3 separate regions of the Homo sapiens genome follow, and regions 1 and 2 are each linked to region 3. The links are chromatin loops, found by intact Hi-C in ENCODE. Cell type or tissue: endothelial cell of umbilical vein. All regions are shown on one strand. Region 1 holds the start of LOC124904068 (a long non-coding RNA gene). Region 2 overlaps TIMP2 (TIMP metallopeptidase inhibitor 2). Region 3 has its middle 9.1 kb from the start of TIMP2.

Evidence for each region. Hi-C counts contacts between places; a loop is a spot of excess contacts. Peaks named below come from ENCODE experiments on the same cell type or tissue, not always from the same donor. Only the 100,000 strongest peaks of a DNase experiment are listed, where the experiment ranks them.
Region 1: a loop joins it to region 3, with 5 times the contacts of the local background. A loop is called at or near these places in 49 of 110 quality-filtered maps.
Region 2: a loop joins it to region 3, with 3 times the contacts of the local background. A loop is called at or near these places in 74 of 110 quality-filtered maps.

The regions. Positions count from the first base shown.
Region 1 is chr17:78,859,244-78,864,243 of GRCh38, forward strand. All of the region lies in intron 3 of TIMP2 (TIMP metallopeptidase inhibitor 2), which reads right to left. It overlaps LOC124904068 (a long non-coding RNA gene), which reads left to right and starts at 2,982. Exons shown (of 2, transcript XR_007065924.1): 1 at 2,982-3,184. RefSeq lists silencers at 1,855-2,055, 4,710-4,910 and an enhancer at 3,064-3,358. In endothelial cell of umbilical vein, no CTCF peak of the experiment used is centred here; a DNase peak (open chromatin) is centred at 3,118; H3K27ac peaks cover 1,823 bases.
Region 2 is chr17:78,877,584-78,882,583 of GRCh38, forward strand. The region is part of intron 1 of TIMP2 (TIMP metallopeptidase inhibitor 2); the gene reads right to left. Among named protein-coding and RNA genes, the nearest start is that of CEP295NL, 23 kb to the right of the region's middle. RefSeq lists enhancers at 1,290-2,183, 2,184-3,075, 3,870-4,370. In endothelial cell of umbilical vein, no CTCF peak of the experiment used is centred here; a DNase peak (open chromatin) is centred at 2,258; H3K27ac peaks cover 2,056 bases.
Region 3 is chr17:78,931,948-78,936,947 of GRCh38, forward strand. No RefSeq gene overlaps it. Among named protein-coding and RNA genes, the nearest start is that of TIMP2, 9.1 kb to the left of the region's middle. In endothelial cell of umbilical vein, no CTCF peak of the experiment used is centred here; DNase peaks (open chromatin) are centred at 1,654, 2,444 and 4,274; H3K4me3 peaks cover 641 bases; H3K27ac peaks cover 3,184 bases.

The DNA of each region.
Region 1 (5,000 bases), 73 kb before region 3:
TCCTTTGCTGAAGATACTACATTGGCAATAGCCTTGGCGTTTTACAAGCAGGAGGAAAAGAACAAAGCAGTGTGTTCCAGTGGCTGACAGAACCTAATGACAGCTATGGAAGTCATTTAAAAACTCATCCCTCAGGCCAGGTGCGATGGCTCATGCCTGTAATCCTAGCACTTTGGGAGGCTGAGGTGGGCGGATCACTTGAGGTCAGGAGTTCGAGACCAGCCTGGCCAACATGGCGAAACCCCGTCTCTACTAAAAATACAAAAAGAAATAGCCAGGCGTGGTGATGCATGCCTGTAATCCCAGCTACTCAGGAGACTGAGGCAGGAGGATCGCTTGAACCCGGGAGGTGGAGGTTGCAGTGAGCCGAGATTGCAAACTGCACTCCAGCCTGGGCGACAGAGACAGACTCCATCTCAAAAAAGAAAATAAATAAAAAATAAATAAAATAAAAACTAATCTTTCAGGCAGGGCATGGTGGCTCATGGCTGTAATCCCAGTACTTTGGGAGGCTGAGGTAGGGACATCACTCGAGGTCAGGCATTTGCGACTAGTCTGGCCAACATGGTGAAACCCCGTCTCTACTACACATACAAAAATTAGCTGGGCATGGTCGTGGGTACCTGTAATCCCAGCTACTCGGGAGGCTGAGGCAGGAGAATCGCTTGAACCCAGTGGGCAGAGGTTACAGCGAGAAGAGGTCATGCCACTACATTCCAGCCTCAGTGACAAGAGCAAAACTCCATCTCAAATAAATACATAAAATAAAAAAAATACAAAAAATTAGCCGGGTGTGGTGGCGGGTGCCTGTAGTCCCAGCTACTCAGGAGGCTGAGGCAGGAGAATCACTTGAACCCAGGAGGTGGAGGTTGCAGTGAGTCAAGATCAAGCCACTGCACTCCAGCCTGGGTGACAGAGTAAGACTCTGTCTTCAAAACAAAAAAAACAAAAACAAAAACAAAAAAAACCTCATCCCTCCTGCTACAACAGCCCCTTGTGAAGAGACACAGGTGTCAGTGATGAGCACCCACGCCTGGCAGAGACTGATGGGCAATTCCTTGAGAAGCAGACAGAGCCTCAGGCTGTGCCCTAAGCACTTTTGTTTGACAAAGTTTCAGCGCATCTGACTTAATGATCTCAGGCACAGCACCAGCCTCAGAGGATCCACTAATAGAAACACAGCCCAGCGAAGGACTAATGCAGCTCATCGACTGCACCCCTGTGCCATGGAAATGTGGATGGCTTGCCTGGGGCTCCAAGCAGACACAAGTGGCCTCCATTGTCCTGGGCACGGGGCACTCATTGTGCCAGCTCCCTGGGTTTGAATTCTTATGCTCGCACTTCCTGTTCTAGCTGTTCCTTTATCTTCGGGTCCTTTTCTCCGTTTAGACTTATGTGACATTCCAGGTGAGGAACAGGATGAGAAAGTAGAATTACTCCTGTAACATTTATTCCAAATCCTATAACTTCATAAGGTAAATGTTTGGGTGGCCTTAAACAATTCAAAACTAGCTGGGCATGGTGGCTCACACCTGTAATCCCAGCACTTTAGGAGGCCAGGGTGGGCAGATCACTTGAGGTCAGGAGTTCGAGACCAACCTGGCCAACACGGTGAAACCCCGTCTCTACTAAAAATATAAGAATTAGCTGGGGGTGGTGGTGCATGCCTGTAATCCCAGCTACTCAGGAGGCTGAGGCAGGAGAATCGCTTGAACCCGGGAGGTGGAAGTTACAAAGAGCCAAGATCGCGCCATTGCACTCCAGCCTGGGCAACAGAGCAAGACTCCGTCTCAAAAAAAAAAAAAATCAAAATTAGATATATAACTTTCCCCACTAGACCTATAGCTATTTTCTGTGAGTTCAGAATAGATCAGGAAGGAGCAAAACAGACAGATGGAAAGGAACCCATTCCTGTATCCTGGTTGATTCTGGCATTTGGCGCCCATACAGGTATACCGCAGCCCCTTCCCTGTCCAGCCTGGGCACCTGCCACTACAGACAGGCTGAAGCTCTATCCTGGCTTCCCAGCTTCTATGGTGATTTCCACTGTATGTATCACTTGACCAGCATTAACTCCCACTTTCTATTAGATTTGCCTTTCTTCTGCATCTCGCTCCTTAATCAGAGAGTACGTATAGAGAGTAAGGGCTGTGTCTTAACCCTTTTGTTTCCACAGTTCCCTGCACATAGTAATTGCTCAATAAGTTTACTGATGAGACACACCCGTGCTTGTTCTAATGATATGCTTCACATTCTGCCTTTTCCTGCCATCTTCTCTTTTGGCCTTTTACCACCAATTCTGGCTTCCTCAGGAGGTAAGCAATGGCAGGAAGAAGAGATGAAGTGAAAATTGTATTTTTTCTTTTTTTTTTTTTTGGAGACGGAGTCTTGCTCTGTCACCGAGGCTGGAGTGCAGCGGTGCCATCTCGACTCACTGGAACCTCTGCCTCCCAGGTTCAAGCATTCTCCTGCCTTAGCCTCCCAAAAAATTGGGATTACAGGTATGCGCCACCACCCATGGCTAATCTTTGTATTTTTTAGTAGAGACACGGTTTCACCATGTTGGCTGGGCTGGTCTTGAACTCCTGACTTCAAGTGATCCACTGCGCCCAGCCAAAAAATTGTATCTTTTCAATGGTCCTAGTTATTGGGCTAACATGAACGTGGCTGTCATGTATAAATGTGAAGAGAGGACCGCCTCTGGTCTGATTAAGACTTGGTTGGGTGTACACACCGTGAGCATCTGCAGCGATGTTCTACTTATGTCTGTCTCCGAGAAAAGCGAGGCATGAGTCTGGGTTACAGAAAACCGGGAATTAAAATTTGTAACGAAGGGTTGTATGTTTATTTTTCCTTTTGGAGAAGAGGAATGTAGAAGAAAATTACAGGGCCAACTCTGTATGAGTCTCCTGGTGCCCGACTCGACACGTGAGACTGAGTCATCGGTCCAGGAGGAGGTGGCCCGCTCAGGCCATGCGGTCACTCACTGGCCACAGCCAGCCAGAGCTGAGTGGTTCACTGTGCCCTGTGATTTCTGGTTAGCCCCTGGATAAAGGGTCTATCCTGACTCGAGGCAAACTGGATCTAGGTTCCTGCCTCGGGAAATAAATGCCAGATTCAATGTGGAGTCATCTGACCAAGGCTGGGAAAGAAGTCAGATGAGAGAGGTTCCTCTCGCCATGAGGTGAGTCAGCCACTGTGGCCATTAACAGCTTCACCCCTGCTCCCCCTCCCAGGGAGAGGAGGATGAAGTAATGCAGCCTCATTGGTGGAGAAGATACACAGCCAGCTGGCCACTGGGCAGGTCTCACAATCTTTGTTGATTTTTAGAAACAGGAAGTCCATGTGCAGATTTGTTACATGGGTATATTGTGTGTCCCTGAGGTTTGGCATATGAACGGATCCATCGCCCAGGTAGTGGGCATAGCGCCCAATAGGTAGAATTTTTTCAGCCCTTATCCTGCTTCCTCCCTCCCACCTCCTTGTATTCCCCAGTGTCTCTTGTTCACATTTTTATGACCATGTGTACCCAATGTTTAGCTCCCACTTTTAAGTGAGAACATGTGGTATTTGGTTTTCTGTTTTTGCACTAGTTCCCTTAGGATAATGGTTTCCAGCTGCACTCATGTGGCTGCAAAGGACATGATTTCCCTCCTTTTCACGGCTGCGTAGTATTCCGTAGTATATATACACCACATTTCTTTATCCAAGTCACCATTGATGAGCACTTGGGTTGATTCTGTGTCTTTGCTATTGCAGATAGTGCGGTAATGAACATACGGGCGCAGTGCCGTTGAACGATTTATTTTCCTTTGGGTATACACCCAGCAGTGGGATTGCTGGGTCAAATGCTAGTTGCTTTCTCAGTTCTTTGAGAAATCTACAAAGTGTGCCCCACAGTGGGTGAACTCGTTTACATTCCCACCAACAGCGCATAAGCGTTCCTAAGCGTTCCCTTTACTCCATAGCCTTGCCAACATTGGTTTATTTTTATTTTTTATTTATTTTTTTTGGGTGGGGGGACAGTCTTGCTCTGTCGCCCAGGCTAGAGTGCAGTGGCACAATCTTGGCTCACTGCAACTTCCGCCTCCCGGGTTCAAGTGATTCTCCTGCCCCAGCCTCCCAAGTAGCTGGGACTGCAGGCGCCCGCCACCATGCCTGGCTAATTTTTTGTATTTTTAGTAGAGACGGGATTTCACTGTGTTAGCCAGGATGGTCTCAATCTCCTGACCTCATGATCCACTCGCCTCAGCCTCTCAAAGTGCTGGGATCACAGGCGTCAGCCACTGCGCTGGGCTGTTTTTAACTTTTTAACTAAAGCTCTTCAAAATCTTTCAATGTCAGCTTTCTACCGAGGATCCCGCCACAGGTCCAGGGAGCAATGCCCTTTCAGCAGAGCCTTCACGCTCATTCTGCTACAGGCTACCCTAGCCCTCCTTAGACCTTCAGTATGACTCTCTGTATCGACTCACCAGCTTTTCATGCAGTGCTGTGCTGCGTGTATGGGTCACTGTCATCTCCAGTGTAAGACATAAAATTATCAGCTACCCTTGAGTGGGGCCTGACCAAGATAACCAGCATCTCTGTGATCATCATTTCTGGTCTCCTACTCCCACTTTCATCCTCTCAACAACCCCTCGTGGGGCAGATACTACTGTCATCATCCCCCATGTACGGATCGGCATGGGAGGCACAGACAGGTAAAGTTACTTGGCCAAGGACATTAACGAGTCAGGTGTCAGAGCACACATTCGAACTCGAGCAGGTGTTTTCAGAGCCTTCACTCGGGCATCTCATTGTATTTCTTCACATCTTTTCATGACACTTAGTCGTTATCTTTTTCTCTTCTAAAACAGAGACAGGGTCCCGCCCTGCCACCTGGGCTAGAGTGCAGTGGTGCAGTCCTAGCTCACTGCAGCCTCAAATGCCTGAGCTCAAGAGATCTTCCTGCCTCAGCCTCCCAAGTAGCTAGGACTACAGGTGCACATGACCACACCCAG
Region 2 (5,000 bases), 54 kb before region 3:
AGCCAGCAGAATCCAAAGGAATCAACAGTTCCAGTAGGAGCAGCAAGCCGGCCTTTATTACAGTCTGCTGAATTCTGTATGTTATTTTGGAAATTTCTGGAGCTGCTTTTCTTTTCTTTCTTTCTTTTTTTTTTTTTTGAGATGGAGTCTAGCTCTGTCATCCAGGCTGGAGTGCAATGGTGCAATCTTGGCCCACTGCAACCTCCGCCTCCTGGGTTCAAGCAATTCTCCTGCCTCAGCCTCCCAAGTAGCTGGGATTACAGGCACGCGCCACCATGCCCGGCTAATTTTTTGTATTTATTTTAGTAGAGACGGGGTTTCACCATGCTGGCCAGGATGGTCTTGAACTCCTGACCTCGTGATCCGCCTGCCTCGGCCTCCCAACGTGCTGGGATTACAGGCATGAGCTACCGCGCCCGGCCTTGGAGCTGCCTTTCAATGGTCCACTAAGCCGCACAATGCTTAACGCACAATAGGCACTCAACAAGCATGTCACTGGAGTTCAGAAAATAAGCAAAGATTACTTCAAAACGGCCAAAATGTTGCATCCTACCATGGGCATTGAGGTTCACATGCTGTTCTCTTACAAAAACGCCTAAGGCTCCCAGGTGGCAGCTGGGCACTTATTTGAAGGAGGCAGCAAGAGACAGAGATCCTGCATTCACCCCTGGATGGCTGCGTGATCTTTGAGAAGCTCCTTGACTTCACTGAGCCACAGTTGTTCACACCTAAGACAGAGACGATGACAACAGTCTTGACACTTCACAAGGTCGTGGTGACTGTTAGAGGGGCTGGTGTGGAGGCTGCGGTGCCCGGGAACTAATGCGTGTACAGTTCAGGACCACGAGCATCGCATAGACAAGCAGGGCGAATTCTCCCGCTCCCGTGGGTGAGGGATTGGGACGGTGGCATCATGCCACTCAGGTACACAGACCCGGTCCTGGTCAGCAGGCCACAGACTCTCGATTTGATGCAGCTTCCCAGCGTGCTAGCTTTGCCTGGGGGCTGCAGATTACACACTTTCCTTCTTTAAAGTGTCAGAAAAGAGGAGGCTGGTCAAATCAAGGGTCCAGGGTAGCCACGTGGGGTTAGGACTAGAAAGTGAACTGGCGAGGAGGCCGCCAGATGCCTGCAGGGAAGTGGGGGTGAGGGGCAGGGAAGTGGGGGTGAGGGGCCTGGAGGAGCAGAGCCTGAGGGCATCTCCATCTCCCCTGGGCTGCTTTAGTCTGCCCCTGGGGAACAGAATTCAGATTCTTCAGGGTCCCTTTAAATTGGGGGTGGGCACCTCCTCCCCCACTTTGCAAAATGAGAAATTACATGAAAGAAGGAAAATGGGAATCAAGAGAGGCAAAGAAGGACCAGTTCCACGGCAACCTTCCCCAAAGCACCAGCACGCCGCAGACATGAAGGAGAGGGGCCAGCTGACAGCTCTGATCGGTGCACACCAGTTGGCATAGCGGGATCTGCACCGCTGACCTGCTCAGAGCAGCGGGTACCTGTCGGGGGTTGTTGCCCAGAGGTGACAGCAGGTGAAGAGAGGGTACAGGGTGAATCCTGCATACAGCAGGCCTTGCCTGGGAGGAGCATCCAATCCAGGCAAGATGACAGACGATGGATAGGAACACAGAGAAGGAGAGTTTCCAATGCCCAGTGGTGGACAGAGGAGGAGGGAGAGAGAGCTCTCCGGAATACATTTCCATGCCAATGGCAATGGTCCGCACTCTGAGCTCCAGGATGGACCACCAGTTCTGTAGGGGAAAGCAGGCCACTTCAAAAGAGGGAGGGCCTCTCCGAGTCCCAGGCCATGTGAAGAACAGGGCTGGGGAAAGCGAAGAGACATAAGGAATCTGGGAAGAAATGAAAATTGTGGCACAGACACGTTTACTGAACACCTACTGGGTGCTGGGCCTGGTGTTAGGCACTGGGGTGGGTGTCAGCCCATCTCCTGTCCATGCCCCCGAGAGGGGCTGCTCTGCTCCTCTGCCCCTTCCCCAAGGAGCCAGAGGCAGCTGCGAGAGGGGGAGTCTTTATAAAGACTCTCGTTCTAACTGCCCTGAGCCCAGAAACCACGGCCTCTCCCTGGGCGTCTCAGATTTCGTTTTTCCTTCTTTCCCTTCTGCTGTGAACACAACATCTGGGTTTGAGATCAAGGGTGATACACTGGCTGATGAATTCACCGCCAGATGCCGGCTACTGGAATGTACAACCGTCGGCTGAATTCAAAGCACACGCAACTGCAGGGTCCCCACCCCCACCCCTCCAGCCCAGGACACCATATGATGTCACTTCCCCCCTGCAAAAACAATCCCGAGCGCACCCGCCAGAGTGGGGACGGAAAAGAACCGGGTGGGCGGAAAACCAAGGTCGCGGGAGACGATCCAAAGAGGATGGGCTACGGTCAGACTTCGACAGTCACAACCGCCCCTGGAAAACCATCAGAGGCCGGACCGGCTGCTGCTGCTCTCGGAGGGGAGCAGACAGTGAAGGGGGCTTGCTGGAGAACCTGGTGTCACCAGCATGTGCCAGGGCCAAGGGCTGGCCGGAGGGGCGGCACTCTCCACAGACTCCAACCACGCCAGCCCCAGGCAGAGACGCCACGGCTTCTGTGGCACGGTCCTCCCTTGTTCTCTCTCCTCGGTGTCCCCTCTGCTGCCATCAACACGTGGGTCCTGCGTCCTCACGTCCCCTTCATACACCCACCAACATCTTTCCAATCCTCCTGTGTCCACAGAAGTACTATGGAAGTTCCTGCGGAAAATAAGAACAAGCCATGCCCACAATTGGGGGAGGGAGACAGACCCCAAAAGAAAATTGCCTCGAAAGGCCGGGTGCAGTGGCTCACACTTGTAATCCCAGCACTTGGGAGGCCAAGGTGGATGGGTTGCTTGAAGCTAGGAGTTCAAGACCAGCCTGAGCAACATAGCAATACCTCATCTATAAAAAACAAAATACAAAAAACAAAAACAAAAAAAAACAAAAATTAGCTGGGCGTGGTGGCATCTGCCTATAGTCCCAGCTACTCAGGAGAATTGTATGAACTAGATGTTCAAGGCTGCAGTGAGCTATGAATGCACCACTGCACCTCGGTCCTGGGTGAAAGAACCAGACCCTGCCTTTGAAAGAAAAAGAAAATTGCCTGTAAGAAATGTACTTATTCCACACTCATTGAATTCTCTTTATTATCTTGCCAGGGGCCCAACTGCTCGCTGGAGGAATCCCACATGCTATATGTATAAATATACCATATAGAACATTTTCCACTTGAGCCACTCTGCCGGGCTCCCAGGCCCAAGTTTGGGACAGGCAAACCGGTGGATATCAACACCCAACGTCTAGACCACTCACAGCCTCTCCCCGGGGCACTCCACACACTGTAACAGCATAGCGCCTGTCTCGGCTACGGGACGTGCTCAGGCAGCGGGAGAAGGTGGCCCACTGTCCCTCAAAGTCACCTGTCTGCCCAGACGAGGTGCAGGGATCCCTGGGACTCAGAAACACATTCGGCTGCTAAATACAAAGTCAAAACCCGGCCCGATCATCTGCACCTTGTGTGCACACTGACTCGGACTGGGAGGGTTTGCTCAGTATCACTGGAGGGCACTGGCCCCTCCCAGCCGTCCACCCTCTTCTGCAGGCTCCAGCTTTCACCTGGGGAGGGGCGCCCATAGGACCAGCACTGGCAGGGAAAGCGCCTCCTTCCCCTCTGTCCTGTCCTGCTTATGGCCCAGCGGAGAACGCCAAGGGGTCCCCATGTTCTCAACATGGGTCATTCCTGGGAGTCGGGTGGGGGCTTCACACATGTGCCAAAGACCCTACTGGCCCACATCACTAGTGGGTGGGGGGCATTCTGATGCTGCAGCTGGGTCAGAGTCAGCCCAGAGCACCCACAGTGGCAATGAAGACCAGTGGCCACTGCATGCATCCCAGGGGCCAGCCCTGGAGGACTCCACACTGCGTAGACGCAAACGCGGTAACTGCAGGCCGGAGCCGCAGACGTCTTCTGAGCGTCATTTGGTTCATTTGGCTCTGGGTGGAATTACATGCCAGTCATTTCAGAGGAATTATCAAAGAAACCATTTTCTCTCCCGGATGAAACCCAACCTCCACTTACTCCTGGGGAGGATCCAATGGCAGTTGCAGGTGGACTCAGCTTTGTTCTTTCACTGGGAAAGGACTGTGACGTTCCACGCCTTGTCTAAACTCTCCAGAAAAGTGGGGTGCCATGAGTGCCAATGTCCACACCCTCAAATCACACAGTTAGTAACGCCCTTGCTAACATCTGTAACTATAACTTGGCGTTGCCATTGGGGATGAGAGTCTCTTGTCCCTTTTGGGTGGATGTAATGACACCATATGGCTGGTCAACCTGGCAGGGGCTCCATATCCTCTTTTTTTTTTGAGATAGAGTTTCGCTCTTGTCGCCCAGGCTGGAATGCAATGGCACGACGTTGGCTCACTGCAACCTCGGCCTCCTGGGTTCAAGCGATTCTCCTGCCTCAGCCTCTGGAGTAGCTGGGATTACAGGTGCCCGCCACCATGCCCGGCTGATTTTTATTTTGTGTATTTTTAGTAGAGATGGGGTTTCACCATGTTGGCCAGGCTGGTCTTGAACTCCTGACCTCACGTGATCCACCCATCTTGGCCTCCCAGAGTGCTGGGATTACAGGCGTGAGCCACCTGGCCCGGCCTGACCATTTTGATTAATATGTCTAAAGCGCCAGCTGAGGGTGTACCAGGGGCCCCTCTGCCCCAGCCACCCACAAGATCAGAGTCTGAAAAGGGAGGTGAAGCCCACTTTCCCCACTTCTGGTGTCTACACCCTCAGCTCAGGACAGATGTCCAGTAACACAGCTGTGGCCCTGCCCTGCAACTGCTGTAATAAATGACTATTTTTCATGGCCCTGCTCTCAGATCGCTGTGGGATCCCTAAATGTTTGTGTGTAACTAATCTCGTTGGGCTTCAGGATCACAGTAAAGACAGCTTAGAAACATGGAAGCTC
Region 3 (5,000 bases):
CTGGCCAACATAGCGAAATCCTGTCTCTACTAAAAATACAAAAAATTAGCTGGGCATGGTAGCATGCCTGTAGTCCCAGCTACCCGGGAGGCTGAGGCACAAGAATTACTTGAACCCAGGAGGCTGAGTTTGCAGTGAGCCGAGATCGTGCCTGTACACTCCAGCCTGGGCGACAGAGCGATACTCTGCCAAAAAAGAAAAGGAAAAGAAAAAGAAAGAAAGAAATTAGCTGTGCATGGTGGCATGTGCCTGTAGTCTCAGCTTTTTGGGAGGCTGAGGCAGGAGGATCACTTGAACCCAAGAGTTCAAGGCTTTAGTGAGCTCTGATTGGGTCACTGCACTCCAGCCTGGGCAACAGAACAAGAGCCTGACTCTTAAAAAAAAAATTTCCATAATAAACAGCATGTATAATACTTCATATATGTGAAGTCAAATATGTGAGTGGATCTAGAAAGAAGTATACAGGCCAGGCACGGTGGTTCACGCCTGTAATCCTAGCACTTCTGGAGGCCACGGCAGGAGGATCGCTTGAGCCCAGGAGTTTGAGACCAGCCAGGACAACATGGCGAAGCCCCATCTCTACAAAAAATACAAAAATTAGCCGGGCATGCTGGCACACGCCTGCAGTTCCAGCTACTTGGCAGGCTGAGGCAGGAGGATCACTCGAACCCAGGAGGTGGAGGTTGCAGTGAGCCGAGATCGTGCCAGTGCACTCCAGCCTGGGCGACAGAGTGAGACCCTGTCTCAAAAAAATAAAAAATAAAAAAAAAGAAGCATACAAAGGTGTTCACAGAAAGGTTAGTGGGTGCGCCTGGGCAATGGGAACTCAGGTAGGTGGGTGTCTTCTGTCCTGTTCCGTGTGGAGCAGGTAATGTAATATTCCGATGAGGGTCCGGCCCTGAAATGGGCAGGCCTGGGGGAAGGAGCACAGATGTTTCCCACCCTTTCTGTATAACACTATTAAAGCCTTCTTGGCCACAGCCATCAGGGTTTACTTTTTAAAGATCCTGCTCCACCTTCCAGCCACTCTTGGTTCACGCCTCCCTTTGGTTTTCTTGTTTGCTTGTTTTTGTTTTGTTTTTTGAGACAGAGTCTCCCTCTGTTGCCCAGGCTGGAGTGCAGTGGCACAATCTCGGCTCACTGCAACCTCTGCCTCCCAGGTTCAGGCAATTCTCCGGCTTCGGCCTCCCAAGTAGCTGGGACTACAAGCATGCACCACCACGCCCGGCCTTCCCTTTGGGTTTTGTTTGGCAGAGTCTGTTGATCTATTTCATGCCATCCCACAGGCCATCTTTGAGAAGGTGGGACTTTGGCCTCTCTCCGTCACTTCCATCTCCTGTCACCCCAACCTACCGCCCCTCCGCAGACAGGCACCCCTCAGGGCAAAAGCAGCCATGAGCCAGGGCACCTCCCTTTAGCAAACCTGCTTGGATTCCAGCCTCTGCACACCCCTTGTGCCCGGCACAACCTTCACAGCCCCAGGCAGCAGCCCCAAAGCCAGCCCTGTTGCCCTGGTCAAGTCTCTAGTGACACCAGAAAGAAAGGAGGAGAGGCAGAGAGGTTGTCCTGGTGGTAAGCAAGAAGCCCATGACATCACTGGCTCTACAGACTGCCACGGGTAAACAGCTTAGACCAGATGACTCAGGCTGAAAGCATATGAACCCTTCCTGCAGGGAGGCCGCCCGGATGCAACAGTGGTTTCACCCCTGAGCCGGGCAGCCTTGGCAGACCTTGCTTCACGTGGGCTGAAATGGCAGTGTCTCTCCTCTTTGTGGCCAGGTTTTGCCTCCTCTTTGACTCGGAAGCATCTCCTATCCTGCAAGGACAGTTTGAGCAGGGCCCCCGGGCCCTCCTTCCAAGAGGCTTCTGCAGCTGTGGACCCCCAAGAGTTTATGCCGCTGAGCTCTGCTGTCTCTCCCCACCTGCTCCCCACCTGTCTGCCCCCACACCTGCGACTCTGGCTCTCCTGGATCCTCCTGTAGACTGGTTCCTATAAGCACAAGGAGGAACATGCGAGATGCTGGGATTGGATGCTCTGGGCCTGGGGCTGGTGTTTCCTCATGCCCGGGCTATTTCCTTTTGGCCCTGGGCATGCAGTCATGTGCTTCCTTTCATGGGCGGGTTGGGGACCAGGGCCAGCGAGCAGAGACGGTCCCCAGGGCTTCTCCATCACTGGCTCTCCCCAGGAAGCAGCCTCAGCTGGCGTGCTGGGGACCGGAGCTGGCCATGAGGGAGGGGTGGACAGTGGAGGAACCGGCTGCCCAGCTCAGCAGGGATTTGTGGAGGCTGACTTGCATGGTTTCGGGTTTGCCTTGCCTGGAAGCCTGGCCAGGGGAGGCTCAGGTTTCTCGCCAGCTGGCCTTCCTCCTCCTCCTCCGTGTGAGTGACGCCCCATGGCCATGATGTCATCACCTCGTACAAACAGAAGGGAGACTGGCTTGGCGGAGCTGGCGGCTGTCCCATGCTGAGTGCAGCAGTAAATTTCATTTCAAGGCTATGATTAGGTCTGTGCCCAAGAATGTCCCCTCTCTCCTCCCCTCTCCCCAGGCCTGTTTTTCTCTCTCTGTTCCTGTCCCGCCTGCTTTTCCTCCTTGCCCTCCCCTCTGGTCCTTCCTCTCTCTCCTCTGGGGATGCTTCAGTTTCTCTGTGATATGGACCCTGTGGCCAGCAGCAGCATCAGGCCCGAGCCAGACTCTCATTACCTCCAGTTTCAAACTCAGCCTCACGTCCTCTGGAACCGGCTTCCTGAAGCCTGGGACAGGTCTGAGTCCCTGGATTCCTCCTGGGGAGGATGGGTTGGGGTGAGGGGCAGAGTTCCTGAAGGTCCTCATTCAACCTTGAGCTGGAGTGCTGGACAGCAGGAAGAGCAGGCTTGGGGGTGGCTGTGGTCACTACCACCGAGATCAGAGGCAGTGAGGCAGGAGAAAGGTGAGAAGGAGCCAAGCTTCTTGGAAAGCGATTCAGATCCTTCTCGCCATTCCCAGCTGGTTTCTGGAGATTTGAGTCTGACTCGTTAACTCACTTTTTGGCATGGCCACCCTTCCTCTCAGCCCCCAGAGGGCCCCTAGGCTCTGTGGACACCTGTGACAGCCCTGTCACCCATCACACTCTGCCTTGCCTCTTGCGTGACTGGCTACCCTGGTTCTGTCCTGGTGCTCTCCGGCCCAGGAACAAGGCTGACGGCTCGTCACCCCTCAGCGTCCCCTGCATTCACCGGCCCCTGCTTGCCTCCCCTCGAAGGTGCCACCCAGCCAGAGCCGTGTTGCTGTGGATGCCCATGAGGAAGGCTCCGATGTCTGGGCAGGTGGTGTCCCACCGCACCTGCACTGGGCTGGGCTCCCTGCTGGGGTAGAGGGTGCTCTGGGTCGCTGTCGGTGCTGCCTGTCCTGTGGGACTGTGGTTCTGACCCCTTGAAGGAGGTAGCAGAACGCCCTAGATGTGGCCTCGTTGATGAGAGAGCCCACAGTCACTCCCAGCCCCATCAGACACTGCCTGCCCCGCATTCAGCCATCCTTCCTCATTAAGACCGGCCTGGCCTCCAACCCCTGCTCACCAGGCAACAGCCAGCTGAGAGTGAGGCGATGCGCTGCAGCCCCGGGGAGGGGCCCAGCTGGGGCGGGGCGGAGATGCAGTCGTCCTAGCAACCGGCAGAGGTGGACCCCGCATTTCTGTGGCTCATCACCCTGACTTCATCCAGACTCCCTGTATTTTATCTCATAGATTTCTCATTCTGATGTCTGTCTCCCCTACTGACTGTAACCTCTTAAGGCTATAGTTCATGTATTCATTCAACTGGTATTTACTGGGCACCAGCCATGGGCTGTGCAGACGTCAGGGAAATGGATGGGGAGTGACCCCTCCTTCCTGCAGCGCAAACCATCCTTTAATATGAAAGAGACAGAGACCATTGCAAAGAGTGTGCTGGGTGCGGTGACTGTGGTGCGACCCAGGACAATGGACGGGCGCCAGCAGGGTTGGGGTGGTCTGGGGGGGCTGTCTGGGATGTCTCGAGTGGGACCTGGAGGTTGAGTCAGGGTGATCCAGGTGGAGGAGGCAGGCACTGCTTCAGACCAGGGAGCTAGCGGCGCTGGGAGGCCCACAGGCCGGAGGACACCCAGGACTCCAGGGGGTCAGGCTGGCTGAGCCAGAGCCGGGTGGGGGCAGAGCCTGGGCTGTCGGCACAGGGGGCTGAAGGTGAGTGCAGGGAGATGGAGACAGCGGCAGCTGTTGGTGGTGACTCACTGCTACTCCGATGATTGGAAACACATGTTCCCGCCGAGAGGCGCGTTTATTACTCACAGCCGAGGGTTCTTGGACGACATGGACGTCAACAGGGAGAGGGGTGGGGAGGGAGAGTGGTCGGCGGTGGGGTGGTGGGGAGGGGCTCCAGGGTCCCTTACTTGTCGCTGCTCACCGACTCTGCCCCTTAGAGTCTGCGACAGGATGCTCTGGCCATATTCCTACTTGCTACTTAAAAAAAAAAAAAAAAACAAAAAACTTATGGCCAGGCGCCATGGCTCACGCCTGTAATCCCAGCACTTTGGGAGGCTGAGGTGGGCAGATTGCCTGAGGCCAGGAGTTCGAGGCCAGCCTGACCAACATGGTGAAACCCCATCTCTACTAAGAATACAAAAAATTAGCTGGGCCTGGTGGTGGAGGCCTGTAATCCCAGCTACTCGGGAGGCTGAGGCTGAAGAATCACTCGAACCCGGGAGGCAGAGGTTGCAGTGAGCTAAGATCGCACCACTGCACTCCAGCCTGAGCGACAGGGTGAGACTCTGTCTCAAAAACAAACAAACAAAAGTATTATGAAAAATTTCAGAATTGCAAGGACAGAGGCCAGTACCAGGCTGACCATGGACCAACACCCACGTTGGAAACTGATCGACTCATCCGGGTTTGTTTCATCAACATCCACCCAAGAGGATTATTTCGAAGCCGATCCCAGACATTGTAGTTCACAGGCAAATATTGGAAGAACTTTTTTTGTTGTTTTTACA